2 separate regions of the Homo sapiens genome follow, and region 1 is linked to region 2. The links are chromatin loops, found by intact Hi-C in ENCODE. Cell type or tissue: PC-9. All regions are shown on one strand. Each heading gives the region's core, and the rest is flanking DNA. Links, peaks and the distances in the headings are about the cores only.

The links. A loop is a pair of places that touch in the nucleus more often than their neighbours do. Peaks named below come from ENCODE experiments on the same cell type or tissue, not always from the same donor. Only the 100,000 strongest peaks of a DNase experiment are listed, where the experiment ranks them.
Region 1: a loop joins it to region 2, with 8 times the contacts of the local background. A loop is called at or near these places in 5 of 110 quality-filtered maps.

Annotation. Positions count from the first base shown.
Region 1 is chr11:18,485,750-18,493,749 of GRCh38, forward strand. The region is part of intron 7 of TSG101 (tumor susceptibility 101); the gene reads right to left. It also overlaps the pseudogene YWHABP2. Among named protein-coding and RNA genes, the nearest start is that of LDHAL6A, 34 kb to the left of the region's middle. RefSeq lists a silencer at 389-598 and an enhancer at 559-608. In PC-9, for the core only: no CTCF peak of the experiment used is centred there; DNase peaks (open chromatin) are centred at 4,742, 5,492, 7,332 and 7,702; H3K27ac peaks cover 3,495 bases.
Region 2 is chr11:18,310,180-18,321,206 of GRCh38, forward strand. It overlaps HPS5 (HPS5 biogenesis of lysosomal organelles complex 2 subunit 2), which reads right to left. Exons shown (of 23, transcript NM_181507.2): 2 at 7,572-7,728; 3 at 1,735-1,845; 4 at 1,208-1,272; 5 at 562-754. The coding sequence starts at 7,679. Among named protein-coding and RNA genes, the nearest start is that of HPS5, 6.4 kb to the right of the region's middle. RefSeq lists an enhancer at 648-727. In PC-9, for the core only: no CTCF peak of the experiment used is centred there; DNase peaks (open chromatin) are centred at 792, 3,072 and 3,982; H3K4me3 peaks cover 1,422 bases; H3K27ac peaks cover 5,532 bases.

The DNA of each region.
Region 1 (8,000 bases), core at 1-8,000, 180 kb after region 2:
AGTGCTGAAAAGTCATTAATAGAGTAAAATATTTAAAATTATGGATTTCATTAACAGCAACAGGAGGCAGCCAAATGCTGAGGCAGATGGGGTGGGTCCCCGGTGAAACGCCACCTTCAAGCCAAAAACAGCCTGAAGGCTGAAAGATTGGACTGCTGGTCCCGGATGAAACCCCTGACCTAGAGTGAGAACTTCTATTCCTGTTTGCCCACCCTTTCCCATTGATTCTTCCTCAATAATGCCTTTTAACCAATCAAATGTTGCCTTTTCCAATACTACCTATGGCCTGCCCTTCCCCTATTCTGAGCCTGTAAGAAGCCGCAGGACTCAGCCACTTAGAGGGGACTTTCCCACCTTTGGGTAGGGGAACCACCCCTGCATCCCCTCTCCAGTGAAAGCTCTTTCATCAGTCAATAAAACTCCCTGTCTTGCTCACTCTTGATTGTCAGTGCATCCCCATTCTTTGTGGGCACAGGACAAGAACTCGGGAACCAGCGGGTAAGCCAGACTCGGCCCAAGTGGGCCGAATGGGAGGGCTGTCTCTGGCAGCAGGTAGCATGGCTGAGGGAGGCCCAGGCAGGGTGTCGCTCGTCAGAGGTCCCTGGCTTGCAGAGTGACTGAGAAGAAAATCCTGCATCATCAACACTATCACTGCTTCACTTCATTCAAACAATTCTGCCCAACCAGCCACCATAATTCAGGGCTAAGCCCCTTCGGCAGTTAAATTCTTTAAAAATTTCTTATGCAGCCAAAAGACACATGAAAAAATGCTCATCATCACTGGCCATCAGAGAAATGCAAATCAAAACCACAATGAGATACCATCTCACACCAGTTAGAATGGTGATCATTAAAAAGTCAGGAAACAACAGGTGCTGGAGAGGATGTGGAGAAATAGGAACACTTTTACACTGTTGGTGGGACTGTAAACTAGTTCAACCATTGTGGAAGTCAGTGTGGCGATTCCTCAGGGATCTAGAACTAGAAATACCATTTGACCCAGCCATCCCATTACTGGGTATATACCCAAAGGATTATAAATCATGCTGCTATAAAGACACATGCACACATATGTTTATTGCAGCACTGTTCACAATAGCAAAGACTTGGAACCAACCCAAATGTCCAACAATGATAGACTGGATTAAGAAAATGTGGCACATATACACCATGGAATACTATGCAGCCATAAAAAATGATGAGTTCATGTCCTTTGTAGGGACATGGATGAAGCTGGAAACCATCATTCTCAGCAAACTATCACAAGGACAAAAAAACCAAACACTGCATGTTCTCACTCATAGGTGGGAACTGAACAATGAGAACACATGGACACAGGAAGGGGAACATCACACATCGGGACCTGTTGTGGGGTGGGGGGAGGGATAGCATTAGGAGATATACCTAATGTTAAATGACGAGTTAGTAGGTGCAGCACAACAACATGGCACATGTATACATATGTAACTAACCTGCATGTTATGCACATGTACCCTAAAACTTAAAGTATAATAAAAAAAAAAAAGAAAAAAAAATTTCTGTTCCCAAGGGAACATCCAAATTCTTTAACAAAGAATACTACCATAATTACCATAATTCAATCTCCTGGACTTGCTTTGGTTTCCATTTTTGGCAGGGAGGGGAAAACTGATTTATAATTTTGGTCTCTCACAACAAATTCAAAGGATTAGAAAAAATGTAAAATGCAATATAATTTGAGAAAACTTTACTAAAACACCTTAACACAAGGAAGAAAAAACATTAGATCGTTTCTGTAACCATTAAAATTTTTTTTCTAGTAGAGAGGTAGTCTCACTATGTTGCTCAGGCTGGTCTCAAATTCCAGGCTCAAGCTATCCTCCTTCCTCAGCCTCCTGGAGTGCTGGGATTACAGGCATGAGCCACTGTGCCTGGCATCCCACCTATTTGCTATTGCAAAAAACAAAAACAAAAGAAACAAAAAAACCTCAAAGTATAGGAATCTGCTATAATTCCTGGTTTGTAACAGGAGTGGTGGCCCAGCTCATGCTTCAGTGAGCATACATCCTCCTTTTCCATTGCTCCATGTTGCCCATCTCATCTTCAAATTACAGTATTAGGCAGGAAGCTTTTGGTAGATCTTTTTTTTTTGTATTTGGGTATTTTTTGTTTTTAACTGATAAAATTTTTATTTCACTTTTGAAGTTTTACACTTTTCCTGATTATTCTGTGTAAGGTGAAACTGGAACTGTTTAAAAGACATACACAAACCTAGTACATCAGTAACAGGATTTTTCTTTTTTGCTATACTATTTTCACAACCACAGGTGTGCTTGCTAGACAATATAACCATCACAGAAGAAAACATTAGGCAGAATACTGGTTAAGGAAAAACAAAGCAAGAAAAGAGCTACCAGATATACAAACAGGCTTAGCTCCACATTCACTACTGCATTTTCAAGGGCCAACTATTAACTGCACATTTTTGTTCAGTTAGAAAGGAGGGATTTTTGTTTTTTTTCTTTTTTTGGTTTGTTTTAAATCAGTGCATGAGGTTTTCTTTTCTCATTTCAGCAGATGGACAAACAGATGGACTCTACAGCTAGATGGAATGTTAAAGGTAGAGGGGTGATATTGTGAGACTGATAGGCCTATTATCAATTCTCTCCACTGCAGTGTCCACACAACTTCCCTGAATATAGGGTCTCGTTAAAACACATCTGAGAGTTGAGCTGGATAAGTGCACTTGGGAGACCTGGTGAGGGGCACTAAAAAGCATGATCAGGGCCAGCCTCAATACAGGGAGAAGTCAGGGATATTTAAAAATACTTTTTTGATTCAGATCCTGGTATGACTAAAGAGCAACACCGTGTTGAGAACTGGAGGAAGACAGAGCTCTGGTGCTAGAAGTTCTTCTCAAGTCTTTAAAGCCAGGCTTGCTCACCAAGTTGCTCACTAATGTCTCTCACCCCTGCCCATATACAGCATTAAAAAGTGAACAAAAGACAGGTAAAGATAGAATTCAAAAAGCAAAAAAAGGAAGGAAGCAGAAGGACAGAAATTTAGAGAGGAGGGAAGGGAAAACCAAAGTCAACAGTCAAAAAGGATGATGGGGGGCCGGGCGCAGTGGCTCACACCTGCAATTCCAGCACTTTGGGAGGCCAAGGCGGGTGGATCATGAGGTCCAGAGATCGAGATCAACATGGTGAAAACCCATCTCTACTAAAAATACAAAAATTAGCTGGGCGTGGTGGTGCGTGCCTGTAGTCCCAGCTACTTGGGAGGCTGAGACAGGAGAATCGCTGGAACCCGGGAGGCGGAGGTTGCAGTGAGCCGAGATCATGCCACTGCACTCCAGCCTGACAACACAGCAAGACTCCATCTCAAAAAAAAAAAAGGATGGTGGGAAAGAATGTTTTGATTTCAAAATTTAAAAGCCCCAAGCCAGGAAATTCAGTACTCCTCAAGTGAAAGGCAATCTCTACAGAACATCATTCTATTTTTTTTTTTTTTTGGAGATGAGGTCTCCCTACGTTGTCCAGGCTGGAGTGCGGTTATTTCACAGGTGCAACCACAGGGCACTGCAGCCTTAAACTCCTACGCTCAGGCGATCCTCCTGCCTCGGCCTCCCAAGTAGTTGGGACTATATGCCTACACCACCATGCCTGACTCAGAAGATTATTCTTAAAGGTATTATCCAGGAAACAGATAAGGTCATTCATAAAACACATGGCTTTTCTTTAGCTCAGTGTTAACAATGAAAATAGATTCCATTATTGAAGCACAAGTTGCAAATTGGTAACAAAGTGAACACACTGCAGTAGAAAAGGGGATTTAGTCAGGTGTGTTATATGAGCACTTGGACTTTTCAAGGTGTCATAAGCCAGTTATCTGCCACAAAGAATTTAAATTTCAGGATTCGAGTTTCTTCAGAGGAAGACACTGTGGACATCTGTGGTCATGAACTTTTGAGTGGCAACAGCCCAAACAGGTCAAGTGTCTTTAAGTGCCAAACAACAGGCAGCATTACTATGAATTACCATTAAACTCAAATGCCAAATGATGTGTGTCTCACTCCAGGTTCTAGCATCATAATATAATCTCTATAACCTTCTGTACAACTTTACAATGGAATTGTATTTCAATGATTCTGGTATCAGATTAAACTTTCCAAAAAGTTACACATAATTCAGGTCTATTTTTTCTACAAGTAAGAGTTTTGCTAAATTACAAAACCCCATAATCACAGTGTTGAATTAAAAAAAATTAAACACACAGTAATCCTGTCAATGTTAATCAAAATCAAAACTTCAGAATGCCGTGGCATTTATGTGACCAATCTGAGTTTTAGAATACAAACACCAGCTGTTTATCCCATGAACCATTTTTGCTAGGCTGAGGCTGTGAAAAATCCAAAGTCAACATACAATTATTTTTTACCACACAAGGGATATACGTGGAGGGTACAGAGTGACATTGAACAGATTACAAAGCACAAGAAACATTACTTCTCTCCCTCCCCAGCATCTCCTTCATCTTCCTGGTTTTCCGATGTCCACAGAGTAACACTGTCCCAAGTAATTGCATGATCAGAGTGCTGTCTTTATAAGACTCTTCATTCAGTGTATCCAATTCAGTAATTGCTTCATCAAATACTGTTTTTGCCAGGCTGCAGGCCTTTTCAGTAGAGTTTAGAATCTCATAGTAAAAGACTGAGAAATTAAGTGCCAGACCAAGTCAAACTGGATGTGTAGGCTGCATTTCTTCTTTCTTACTAATTTCAAATGCTTCCTGGTAAGCCTGCTGGGAATTCCACACAGTGGTTTGTTTGTTGTCTCCAGATGCCACTTCAGAAAAATACCTAAAATAATCTCCTTTCATTTTCAAATAGAAAATGGTTGTATAGAATTGAGAACAAGATATTTGTCCAACAGCTCCAGAACGTCATTGCAGATGTCCTGCAGTTCTGCCTCTATCTTCTCATGCTACTCTCTCCCCATCTGCTGCTGTTTCTCATTCCTCTGTTTTCTGCTCAATGCTGGAGAAGACATGCCAGGAAAGCAGCGGGCACCAACCATGTTCTTGTAGGCAACAGAGAGCAGATTTCTCTCTTCGTTGGAGTATTCATGCCTCGTTCTGTGACTGCCTTCGTGACTACAGCCATATCATCATAGCGCTCAGCCTGCTCAGTGAGTTGGCTTTCTGTACCAGCTCACTTTTATCCAGTCGTTCCCGTGGGAGGGCTGCAGGGGACGAGGATGCTTCTGAGCAAAGCTCCAAGTGAGGTGACCACTTCTTTCCCAAGCCCACTCCTCTGGCAGCGGTGGCGGTGCCTGCCGTGGCTGCAGCGACGGTAGCAGCAGCTCCTGTATTCGGATATTTTTAAAGTTCAAGCAAAATAAGGCAAAATGCCTTACAGCTTGGTTCTGTGTAGTAAAGAATTAACTTTACCCAGAGAGGCCACGCCTTTGCCCTTGGCTCCTGGAGGTGATGTCTAAGCCCTCAGAACTTCCTGACTAATTAGAGTGTTCTTTATCTACACCAGACAGTCTAACAGTGTGATTTATGGGGGGGTCTGGGCCATGCAGTGATAGGTAACAGCTCAACCTCTGGAGGAGCTGGAGACTAAAGGTCAGCCTCACAGGCAGTCAATGGTGTCTATATGACCAAGTCCTGATAAAAACTCTAGACCCAAGGCTCAGGTGAGCTACCTTGGTGGGTAATACTCCATGCATAATGATACATACTGTTACTGGGAAAAGTCAGCACTGCCTATGACTCCACTGGGAGAAGACAACTAGAAGCTTTGCACTTGAAACTTTCTGGGTTGCCCACGTGTCTTTCCTCAGCCTATTTTAATCTGTATCTTTTGCCATAAGTCATAACTGTGAGTATAATAGCTTTCAGTGAGCTTTTAAAGTCCTTCTAGATAATTATAGAACTTTAGGGTGGCCTTGGGAAACCATGAACTTGCAATGAGTGTCAGAAGTGCAGGTGGTTTTGTGAACTTCCAAACTTTACAGGTCCTTAACTAAAGAGTATTTTCTTACCTAATCAAGAACTTGCTCTTCATGGCAATTTGTAGAATAAGTCGGTCTACTTCAAATGAGGCCATATAAAAAGGCAACACATCTTTCCACACTCACTGAACATACAGATTAAAATACGTCAGAGAGTGAGCTCTCTTTCACAGACTTAATATGAATTAAAGTCTTAGCTGTTCAGTCATCTGGACAGAATTTAGACCGAATAAAAATCTCTAATTTCTTATACTGTACTTAAAAAGTCCTTTAAAGAAAGTGAAAAAGAGCCAATTTCTACAAGAGTTTGGTTTAGAATTTCATATCCAAAGGATGATTCATGATATGATGACTATTGAAGATTTCATTAAGTCCCCAGTTTATAGTAAGGCTGCATTAGCAAAAGGAATTTTAAAACCTTTCTAGAAGAACCTGTCTTATAATCTATATGAAATATTATGATGGTTCTTGTGAGACAGGAAGGAAAATCCTTCTCCCATAGATTACGTACCTAAATGATATGTCTATAATTAAGCATTCAATCACATGCAACAGTGGTGGTATTCCATTCATTGGCACAGAAGTTATCAGAACTAATGAAAACTTAAGAGTCTTTTTATAGTTAGTGAATTTTTCACACATAAACACATCAACATACTTTGTTAAAGCTATTATATCTGGTCTAATGGGTCAAATTATACTGATGCTAAATTTTTAAATCCTTATTTTTAAAAACACACATTTAAATCCTGGAATTTACATTCTGTTTCTCTTTATAGAATATGTTCAGGCAAATGCTACCATAATACCACCAAATAAGTCCTTGCCAAGACTTTCCAGCCAAAGTCATTAACCCTCAAAATAAGAACCAAGCCGAGGCAGCAGTCGCTTGGCCTATAAAGGTCACAGTTCACCTGAGGAAGTTACAAACACCAAGATTAGACCTAGTCTTATCTCTATCACACATAGACTTCACTGTGAAGTATATCTAAACTTTAAAAAATCGAACTACTTTGTAAAAAAAAAAAAAGGAATTATAACTAAGATCTGAAATAAGAAAGTAAAAAAAGAAAAACCCAGAGTTTTTCAAAGAAGTAAAAGAAAAACTCATCAAAGTTCAAAATTCGATGAACCATGCCACTTTAAGATAATGTTTATGCAAACAAATAAGAAAAAAGATTTGGTGGAAGATTCTCATCTACTTTGTGAACACTTACCAAACCAAACTTTCTTCTCAAACATCTTAGAAGAAATTTGAATATTCTCTATACCTGCTATAACAAGAATAAGAAGAGTTTTTGGCAAACTGCCATACCCCAAGTCCCCAACACACTGACCTTTTTACTCAAGCAGAGTCAGATTTCAAAAGTGCCCTTCTACAATTCCAGATTAGCAGTTGAAGAGCTAACAGACTTTGAGTAACAATCTTAAGCAAAACTTCCTTTAAATGTCAGGTAGGATCTGATCTCCAAACTTAATCCTTAGGAAATAAGATATAATTTTTCTAGTATTAGGAAACCAACACTCTACACTCAATGGACCCAAAAATTCATTGAATAATTTATGCAAGTATATTCACAGTGCACTAGTATACACTACCTGATTTAAAGCCACTATTTAAACACTTAAGACACCCGGTTTCATTTATCTCCTAAGAGTATTTACAAACGATCACTACTTCCTGGAACTCAAATGAAGCTATTTTATATTAGAGAAAGAATCCATAAGCCCAAAGTAAACTATAACTCAACGATAATTTTTCTGACCTCACCCTTAATCAGCAAAAGTAAACTACCTGCCCAGCATTTTTACTCCTGGATGTTACTTGCTCAGGCCCACATAATGGTCCTAGGTCTGGCATCTGTGCTACACAGCAAACTATGGAGCCCAAGTAATCCCACACAGTAGCTTACTGACCATCTATTTAGAAACTAGACCGAGAACATATGAGGATTATTTTTCTTTCATAATAAAAAACAAAAAACAGGTCTATCTCTGAAG
Region 2 (11,027 bases), core at 1-8,000:
GTTAGGGTAACCTGAGTCTCAACCCTTCTACTTAGCCATAACTGCAGCAAGAAGCCTGAGGACCTGCAGAGCAGAGCAAAGCCAGAAGGTGTCTTCAAGATTCCATTCAAAATAAGTTATATCCATCCTGATAAAAAATATTCCTAGACCTATGAGTTTCTTCTACACAAGAAGCAGAGAAGACCAGAAGCCTGGGCAATTGGTGTCATTTCTATGTTTGTCACTTTATTCACACCAATAATAAATAGATATCTTTTCTTTCTTAATAGCCTTATACTAAAGAATGCTTTAAATGAGCCATGCAGGTGAATCAGGAAGGACTGCAATAGATAATGTGCAAAGTACTGAAGTTAGTTCACAAAAGCCATTCTGTAACGGTATTGAGCTAACAGGCCACCGTGTGTACTATATAAAAACAGGTCTCCTCAAAATCTCCAGGTTTGGACTCCGGATTAGTCTCCCAAGAAATACAGTAGATAAAATCACATCCTTTAATTGGAAGTTTTATAAGACAACACCTTGTATCTCACTACATACACAAAGAATGGGACTGCTTCTCACCTTTGCTTGTTTAGAAGTATTGAGTTTGATAGCAGAAACCTTCCCAGCATGATCACCTACAAAAACTCTAAGAATAGCTGTATCCCAGCAGAGAGCTGTGACTCTTCGGCCTTTGTGTTCTGAAGACACATACATTTGTTCCGGTTTCCCACGACGCTCTTGATTTAATTCCCAAACAACCACAAGACCTTGACTGCAAGAATTGAGTCACAGAGGCAAACGTGGCAACAGTGAACAAGGTACAATTTTGTTGCATCACAGTATCAACTATATCAAATACATATGCAACTCTTGTTCTTCAGAAAAGAGGAAGTATTATAAAAAGTCAAGGTATTAATTTCCTTGTTTTAGTCACCAAACCAGTTTAATAGGAGAAGTTAAATGATCTAAATTATCTCTGTTCCCTTTATCTTTTAAGGCCTTTGAAATGTTGTAACCTTAAATTAGCATTTTCTACAAATACTAGGATGACCAGCTGTCCATTCTGGTTTGCTGGGTACTGAGAGATTTCCTGAGACACAGGAGTTTCACTGTTAAAACCGGGACAATCCTAGGCAAACCAGGATGGTTGGTCACCCTAACAAACACATGTGTCAATTTAAAATGCATTTGAAAAAGGACAGATAGTTTTGGAACAGATTCTTACCTGGTAGCTACAGCAACATAATCATCATCATGTAAACAACAGGCGACTTGAGAAATTGCACCTTCCTAGAGCACAAAAGAAAATACATTTTTTAAATCTCAAGTTTTACATTATTATTATTATTATTTTTTTTTTTTTTTTTGAGACTGAGTCTCGCTCTGTTGCCCAGGCTGGGGAGCAATGGTGCGATCTCGGCTCACTGCAACCTCCACTTCCTGGGTTCAAGCGATTCTCCTGCCTCCGCCTCCCAAGTAGCTGGGATTACAGGCACTCACCACCACGCCCAGCTAATTTTTGTGTTTTTAGTGGAGACGGGGTTTCACCATGTTGGCCAGGCTGGTCTCCAACTCCTGACCTCAGGTAATCCATCCGCCTTGGCCTCCCAAAATGCTGGGATTACAGGCGTGAGACACCGCACCAAGCCAAGTTCTACATTCTTTTATTCCAAATGATTATTTATATTGGAGAAATTTGCATTTATGAAAGAGACTCCAAATGGTGTATGACAGAGCTGCCCTTAATCTTACCCTGTGTGAAAGAAAAAGCCTGTGCTTCCAGCCTTCTTTCTGAATGAGATGGAGTCCTCCTCCTGAACTGCCCAAAGCCAACCATTTCCGAGACACAGCTATGCTCGTGCACTAAAAACATGTGAAGAGAAGTGTGAGATAATCACAGCTACTTAACCAAATAGACTATCCACTGAAAATAAATACTGAGGATTTATGCATCAGGCTCCTTCCCTCACTTTACCCTCTGCCCATATGGACACAATATGACACTTATTCTCTAGTTCTAGAATAGTAAAAAATACTGAAGAAAGAACATTTTGTTTTTAAACTTCTAAATGAATCTCACAAAGGCTGAATAGGCTCCATTGTATGAGTAATTTTCCCTTGGCAAACGCTGGCTGTTAAGACTTCATATTTTGTGTAATTTGGCTAGGTCATTCCAATGCTGACTACAACAATGGAAGACCAAGGAAGTTACCAGAAGATAAAGCAACCAGGTTAAATATTCGTTCATTTAAATCATTTCTAATCTGTACAAACACCACAAAACATCCACAAGTCTTAGGGTAGGTGAGACTCCATCAGAGAATGCAGTGGTCATGCCGTGCCCAATACCCCGTGGTAAAAGTTATTAGTTGATTGACTAAGAGACATTCCCAATCTTCTTCAATTTTGTTGCTTTTCACCATAGAAGTTGGAAAACCTAAATATTCACCTTCCCAGTTCCCTAGTTGCCAAGGGTTGTCATGTAACTCAATTCTAGCTAATAAGACCAAGGCTGCTGAGGCCTTGATGAAAGATGAAAGGCAGAGCCTGTAGAAAGCCTTTGCCCTTTGCCCCCACTTTCTTGAGATGTTAATGAGAACAGTAAGACTGGAGACAGGACACATATTGCAAAAGCAGCTAAAAGCTAACATATGTGCAATGGTAGAACAGGAAAAATGGGAGCCAGTTATATCATTGGGCCACTACACTAAACCCAGAACACTAACCTCCTATGAGATTATAAACATCTTTACCACGTAAGCTCCTATTAATATGTTACACCATACTGTAATTTGCAGCTGAAAAAATGTCTAACTGATATCAAGCCTCAAAATTGTTACTCATATTACTGTCTATCACTTCCTATTTTCCCTTTCCTCAGATGCTAGTATCTCCTTTAGGGCAGTAGCAAAAGTATAAAAATGAAATTACTTTGGTACTGGTTATGAAACTTTGTTTTTTACCACATCATTCCTGAGTTTAATCAAAATAACTCAGAGATTGAAGGAAGTACATAGTTCTTTGAATTCCAAGGACAATCAAAACACATACTTATTGAGGGAAAAAAAAAAATAGCTCAGGGCAGTCTGAGCTATGTGAAGTATGCAGGCCCAGACAGAAATGAATATGAGATATCAGTCATGCACCCACTCTCTGCACCCACGCCTGGGGGCAATTGTTTAAAGTAATTTTGTCACTGACTAGCTGTCTCACCTGTTACCTTCATGTCACTGAAATCTGTGATACAAAGAACAATGTATAGCCAATCAATAGTTTTTGTTATTTTAATATGAGTTTTTGCTAAACAACTCAGAATCTGCCTCTTCTTTTCCTTTAAAAATCCACTTGGGCTGGACAAGGTGGCTCATGCCTATAATCCCAACATTTTGGGAGGTCAGGATGTCGAGACCAGCCTGGGCAACAGAATAAGACTCCAGCCCTAATTTAAACATTTTTATTTTTAAGAAATCCAGGCCAGGCGCAGTGGCTCACGCCTGTAATCCCAACACTTTGGGAGGCCAAGGTGGGCGGATCACGAGGTTAGGAGATCGAGACCATCCTGGCCAATAAAGTGAAACCCCGTCTCTACTAAAAATACAAAAATTAGCTGGGTGTGGCAGTGCGTGCCTGTAATCCCAGCTACTTGGGAGGCTGAGGCAGTAGAATCACTTGAACCCAGGAAGTGGAGGTTGCAGTGAGCCAAGATTGCGCCACTGAACTCCAGCCTGGTGACAGAGCTAGACTCCGTCTCAAAAAAAAAAAAAAAGGCCGGGTGCGGTGGCTCATGCCTGTAATTCCAGCACTTTGGGAGGCCAAGGCAGAAGGACTCACTGAGCCCAGGAGTTTGAGACCAGCTACAGCAACATAATGAAACCCTATCTCTAAAAAATATATAAAAATTAGGCAGGCCATGTGGTGTGGTACATGCCTGTAGTCCCAGCTACTTGAGAGGCTGAGGCAAGAAGACTGCCTGACGCCAGTTCAAGGCTACAGTGCACTGCAGTGTGCTATGACTCAGCTATGATGCCTGTGAATAGCCACTGCACTCCAGCTTGGGCAACATAGTAAGACCGCATCCCCCCTCCCCCGACCAGCCGTCTCAAAAAATAATCCACCCAGCACTTTGGGAGGCCGAGGCGGGCGGATTACTTGAGGCCAGGTGTTCAAGACAAGCCTGGCCAACATGGCAAAACCCCGTCTCCACTAAAAATTCAAAAATTAGCCAGGCATGATGGTACACACCTGTAATCCTAGCCTCTCTGGTGGCTGAGGCATGAGAATCACTTGAACCCGGGAGGCAGAGTTTGCAGAGAGCTGAGATGGTGCCACTGTACTCCATCCTGGGCAACAGAGCAAGACTACATCTCAAAAATAAATAAATAAATAAATAAATAAATAAATAATCCACTTGTAACTGCTGCTAATCAAAGTGTATATTTAAAGCAACTTTTATCTATGTTCCCAGGTTGTAATCCTCAAGCTTGGCCCTAATAAACTGTCTGCTTATATTATTTTCGCCTTTGTCTGTTTTGTTTTCTGGGTTTTTTTATTCCTTTTGAGATAGGGTCTTGCTGTGTCACCCAGGCTGGAATGCAGTGGAGCTATCACAGCTCACTGTAGCCTCAACCTCCCTGGCTCAAGCAATGCTCCCAACTCAGCCTTCTGAGTAGCTGGGACCACAGATACCCACCACCACGTCCAGCTGATTTTTGTATTTTTTGTAAAGATGGGGTTTTGCCATATTTCCCAAGCGGTCTCAAACTCCTGAGCTCAACCAATCCTCCCACTTCTGCCTCCTAAATTGCTGGGATTACAGGCATGAGCCACCAAGCCAGGGCAGCTTCTTCCTCTTAGCTTCTTCCTCTTAGGTCGACATTCTGCCCAGAGCTAACTAACTTTTGCTTTTCTCCCTAAAACGAGGGTTACACCAGACTCCCTGTTTTGGAATGACCTTAGTATAACTACATGTTATTCAAAATGTAAAGGGGTTATTGGGGCTCAGCAACCAATACCCCAAAATAGGGAGCTTTGACATGCTGACAGTTCTTAGAAGCTGCCTCAAAACCAAAGTCCCTTTAACCTTGTCTCGTTTCCACCTCTCCACCAAGCACAGAGTGGGACTCTCTCCAGAGGAATTTCCTTATCTGACCAAGAAAGCTTCTTTCCAAAGTGGGCCAGGCTCAATGGCTCATGCCTGTAATCCCAGCACTTTGGGAGGAGGCAAGAGGATTGTCTGAGGCTAGGAGTTTGGGACGAGCCTGGCCAACATGGTGAAACTCTGTCTCTACGAAAAACACAAAAATTAGCCGGGCGTGGTGGCAGGTGCCTGTAATCCCAGCTACTCTGGAGGCTGAGGCACAAGACTCACTTGAACCCAGGAAGTGGAGGTTGCAGTAAGCCAAGATCGTGCCACTGCACTCCAGCCTAGGCAAGGGAGTGAAACTCTATCTTAAAAAAAAAAAAATAGAAAGAAAGAAAGAAAGAAAAAGAAAGCTTCCTTCCAAAAGAAATGCAATTGTCCTAAACCCTTTCCCTAAGGATCTCATCAAATAACCAGGAAAAATCAACAGACCGGGAGTCATCATCATGCCCAGATAGACTTTTCATTTATTCTTCTGAAGGTAGCTCCAAGAGTTTATCTGGGGGATTTTACCTGCATAAGTCAGATTGTTCCTATGCAGCTCCATCCCTCACCTTCCCATGTCTGCCTCCCACTTGCTAGGTCTATTCATTCTCCATAATGATTTATTGCCACTCAAAACAATCATCTACATTCTCCATATCCCCACTTCCCTATGAAAGAGGGTACACACAGCCAGGCATGGTGGCTCCCTCCTGTTATCCCAGTGCTTTAGGGAAGCCAAAGGCCAAGGCACATGATTGCTTGAGGCCAGGAGTTCGATGTTATCATGAGCTATGGTCTCACCACTGTACTCCAGCCTGGGCAACATAGCAAGACCCCATCTCTACAAAAACTTTAAAAATTAGCCTGGCATGGTATCGAGTATGTTTAGTCCCAGCTGCTCAGGAGGATGAGGCAAGAGAATTACTTGAACCCAGGAGTTTGAGGTTACAGTGAGCTAGGATCTCCCCATTGCACTTAGGCCTGAGCAACAGAGACAACCTGTTTCAAAAGAAGAAAAAAAAAAGAAAGAAAAGAAAATAAGATTTTATATGCCTTTTCTCCTATTAATCTTATTTTTAGTAGCTGATTTTTAGCAAACCTTCAGAAGATGAAGAGACAGTTTTCTCTTGGTCTTTGTGAGATATACTCATTTATACCATTTTATTTTCAATCAAATATATTACTTTCTGAGAGAAGACAGCAAGAACACTAACGGGGAAAAATGAAGCAAGTCAGTATCATGGTTTCCAGGGATGGTAAATTAGAATTCAAAAGATAGCTCAAAAAATAAATCAAGAAAGAGCTATGAAAATTATACCTCTATGTAAAGTGTCAACCTAAAAGGAAGAAGTTGAGGCCAAATTAACATTGACTTTATTTGGGCCAAGGTTGAGGATGCAGCCTAGGACAAACTTCCAAGTTGCCTTGGGGAATGCTCTGGAAAACAAGAAACTCAAGTTTTCAGAAGAGGCTGTTTGTCAGGAATTCTCATTGGCTTACAGCAATAACATTGATTAGTGATTGGCTATACACTTTTGAACTATGAAGTGTACTGCATTTTATCACTACTTGGTGTCAGTTAGTCTAGTGCCCACATAGCAAGTAGCTTCAAGAGGTAATTAATTAGCTCAAACAAAAGTGATAAAACCTGTAATCCCAGCACTTTGGGAGGCCGAGGCGGGCAGATCACGAGGTCAGGAGATCGAGACCATCCTGGCTAACATGGTGAAACCCCGTCTCTACTAAAAATACAAAAAATTAGCCAGACGTGGTGGCGGGCACATGTGGTCCCAGCTACTTGGGAGGCTGAGGCAGGAAAACGGTGTGAACCCGGGAGGCGGAGCATGCAGTGAGCTGAGATCACACCACTGTACTCCAGCCTGGGCAACAGAGCGAGACTCCGTCTCAAAAAAAAAAAAAGAGTGATAAGAGACTACTGTTTCATTCCAATGCTTCTCCGGGCCTGATAAATTTTTTTTTTTTTTTTTTGAGAGAGTCTTACTCTGTTGCCCAGGCTACAGTGCAGTGGCATGACCTCGACTCACTGCAACCTCCACCTCCCGGGTTCAAGTGATTCTCGTGCCTCAGCCTCCCGAGTACCTGGGATTACAGGCGCGTGCCACCTTGCCCGGCTAATTTTTGTATTTTTAGTAGAGACAAAGTTTCACCATGTTGGCCAGGCTGGTCTTGAACTCCTTGCCTCAAGTGATCCACCCACCTCAGCCTCCCAAAGTGCTGGAATTACAGGTGTGAGCCACCACGCCCAGCCTGGGCCTGATAATTTAAAGGGGCTCACACTCCTCAGATAAAAAGTTTATTTTCTTCTTTTTTTTCCCCCACAAAAGTATGACTAGGACAGGTAAGAACACCCAAGATTCCACAAAACGTTAAGGAACTGGAGGGTAGGGGCACAGTAACAGAGAGCACGTGAAAATGAAACTGATACAAGGATCAAGAAATTCACCTTTAGACGACTGGAGTCCAGCCGCAGGGCTGAGAGTAATGGATCCAGAGATTCAAACTCTGCAAGAACATGGCTGTAGGACTCTGGTATCACTGGCACAAAAGCCATTTAGCCAGAAAGCTGAAACTTGTTGAATGATAGATACAGTATTCCTCACCTGAATAAAATCCACAAAAATATAATTTAAGAAGCCCACCATTCATTTAACATGCATTTAACAAATATGTGGGGAACATAGAGAAACATGAGAAAGTCCCCACTATACAGGGACTTAGAAAGAAAACACATAAGGTAACATCGTATGCCACAGTGTGTTTACATTGTGTCATTCCCTGACTCTAAAACTCCCAGAGTAGCAGGTACGGATTCTCAGGGCCCTCCATAAGCCTATCCCCCTGTATTATCTAACAGTGTGAGTAAACAGAATAGGTAGAGTAGGATTTAGGAAAATTGGCATATCACCCTGAGTTAAAACAGCAACCTTGCTGCTGCATTTCTATGAATACTAAATCTTCTGTCTTTAGGAGTCTCTCATTAAAACGCAATCTTCTGTAAAGGCCTCAACTTATTAACTGTTATCAGCAAACCCTACAGTTATCAGCTAACAATTTAACAGTGGTTTATAGGAATAGGCCACTAGACTTCTCTCTTCAACCGAGCAGGGGCTTAGTAAGTATGGTGAATGAATGAACAGATCTACTAAGTGAGAAGGTACAGGGAATTAGAGCACAAAGAAAAATAAGCGCTTCAACAAAAGAGACTAGATAGGACAGAATACGGATAAGAATACAAGGTAACAAATGCCAAATAACCAGTGAGGACTTTGTAAAGTAACACGAAAGTTTTTATGTGTTCACCTACTCTCAAATGCACTTTTTTGTCAACTTGCACCAATCTCCAGAAAAAAAGAAAAGAAAATTCTACTCATTAATTATAACTTTTCTCAATCACTTGTTACCTGCCAAATTTAGAAAGCCAATGAATACAACAGAAAAAGTCATGAACTGTTTATACATTCTTGTTGTTTGTTCATGCTTTACGTTTTTGACTTTTTTTCCAGAAACATATATATTCCATCACTCATTTATTCAACAAATTTGTACTGAGCACCCACCTACGTGCCAGACATTATTCTAGGTCCTGGAGATGATAAAGTTCTAACCCTCATAGAGCATACTTTCTAGTGGCAAAACGAAGACTATATTTTTTATTGCACACACATAACACAATCTTATTTTCTGCTAGTAACACTGTTCCTAATACACCTTGACCTCTGCAAGGAGAATGTTCAGGAAAAAAAAAAAGAAAAAACCCAGAAAGAAACTTTCACATGCCTGTACTCAAAATATTTGAGAATTATTGACCTAAGAAAATCTTCCCTCATTGTTTTCACTCATTCATTTCATTGAGTACCTAGTAAAGTACCAGGCACAGTGGTAAAAATAAGACAAGTAAAATAATTCCAGAAGTCAGTCAGTTTATAATACGGAGGAAAAGACAAATACCACACACACACACACACACACACACACACACACACACACATCTTATAAGGGAAACATAAGCAAACTGCTTTGTTAGAACTTTACAGGACAGAGGGATCACATTGAATTAAAGGGAACTGAAGAAAACGCTCTAAGGAAAGTAGTACTGATGCTGACTAGGCTTTTATCTCAAGGAAAAGGGAAAGGGTAGCAGGTAGGGTAGCAATAAGCAAATATATAGAGAAGAAAAAAATGCAGAATATACTAGAAGAATACAAATTTAGTCTTTGGTTGAAACAGGATACAAGCAACGGAATAATGAAAGATAAAGCTGGAATCTTAATTTGGGCCCAAGTTACAAAACACTTTGAATTTCAAACCAAAGAACCTGAACTTAACTTGGCAGGCAACAGAAAGGAATTGAAGAATTGTGTGTTGGGAGGTCACACAATTTCTGTAAAGTGCTGTGGGTGGTTAGATGCTAGAAAACAAAGACTTGAGAAAACGGGTGGGTGATATGAAAATGAGGATAAAACATTTCAATTACTCAAGAAGTCTGGTGGAAAAGGAGAAAACCTCTCTTGACGTTATTATTGGGGAGACTCTTCAACAGATTTGTAGGTAGTAGCTAAAAGTAGAGTCTAGAACGAAAGGGACTGAAGATTCAAGAAAAAGATAAAACCATGGTACAGGATCCAAGAGATGGAAAGGAATGATAATATCATAGTGTCTCTTCTACTTGTGATCTTGAAACAAAGAAACTCTGAGTAGGTCATTTTGCCTTAATCTCGGTAAAAAGAGAATGTCCTGGAAGTTATAATATAATGCGGGGGTGTGCAGGGGGACACACCTAGTAAGTTCTACTGAAAAGAAAAAAAGAATTTAACAGAAATGAGAATGGAAAATAAAAACAGCATAAGCAATGCCAATTCTCAGAGAAGCTGCTGAATGACAGTGTTAAACCAACTTCAACTTTATACTTTATGTTTACTCTCCCTGAAATGACTGCTTCCCTTCCAGATTTTCTTATCCAAACATACCCAGCTTTCAAGATCGCACATGAGCCCTACTTCCTAGAATTCTCAAGATGGAAAAAGATTCATAGGTAATTCAGTGAACATGTCCACCTAATTCAGAAATTAGTTTTGCCCTAGATCCCTGAACATTTTCAGCCATGGAAAGAAAGCACTCACTCTCATGAAGCTGCCAATTCCAGTCCTCCAAAGGGCTCACTATTATAAGGTTCTTTTTAATACTATGCTGAAGCCTGATCACTTAGAGCTCTACCATTATTCCTAATTGTATGTAGCTTCTACAGCTGAAGGGAACAAGCTGTCTCTTTCCAAAACAATCCTTCTGTATTTGAAAAGCATTATCAGGTCTTCTAAAAATTTAACATTCCCAGTTTCTTCATCACTCCTGACATGACATTTTCCAACCCTCTGTTCCAGTCAACCTTCTACAGAGGCACTGTAGTTTGCCTAAAAATGAGGTGCCTAGAACTGAGCATAATACTCCTTAAGTAGTTAGATGAGCCCAGAATAGAGTAGAAACACTAACTTCCTGGATCTAGACACTAAGTTTCTATATTACAACCTAAAAACAGTATTAGTTGTGTTTAAGTGGCCATGTTACACATTGATTCAACAGAGCAAGTGGTCAACTAAAACCCAAAGAAATTGTTTACATAAATAAAATCTTCTTAGCCAGTAGCTACATACAGTAGAACTGAGCTCAAATTGAAAGCTGCTATTAATCAAATGCAACAATGGATATAAAAAGTACCTAGAAATGTACAAACAGTATAAAGAGGAACAGCAGAATGCTGATAATTGTTCAAGTTGCGTTAAGTGTACATGAGGGTTCAATTTATTATCCTACTTTTGTCTGCGTTTGAAATTTTCCACAATAAAATTTAAAAAATATATACATAATATTGTACAAGCCTTCAACAGCTCTATTTCTTGAAAAT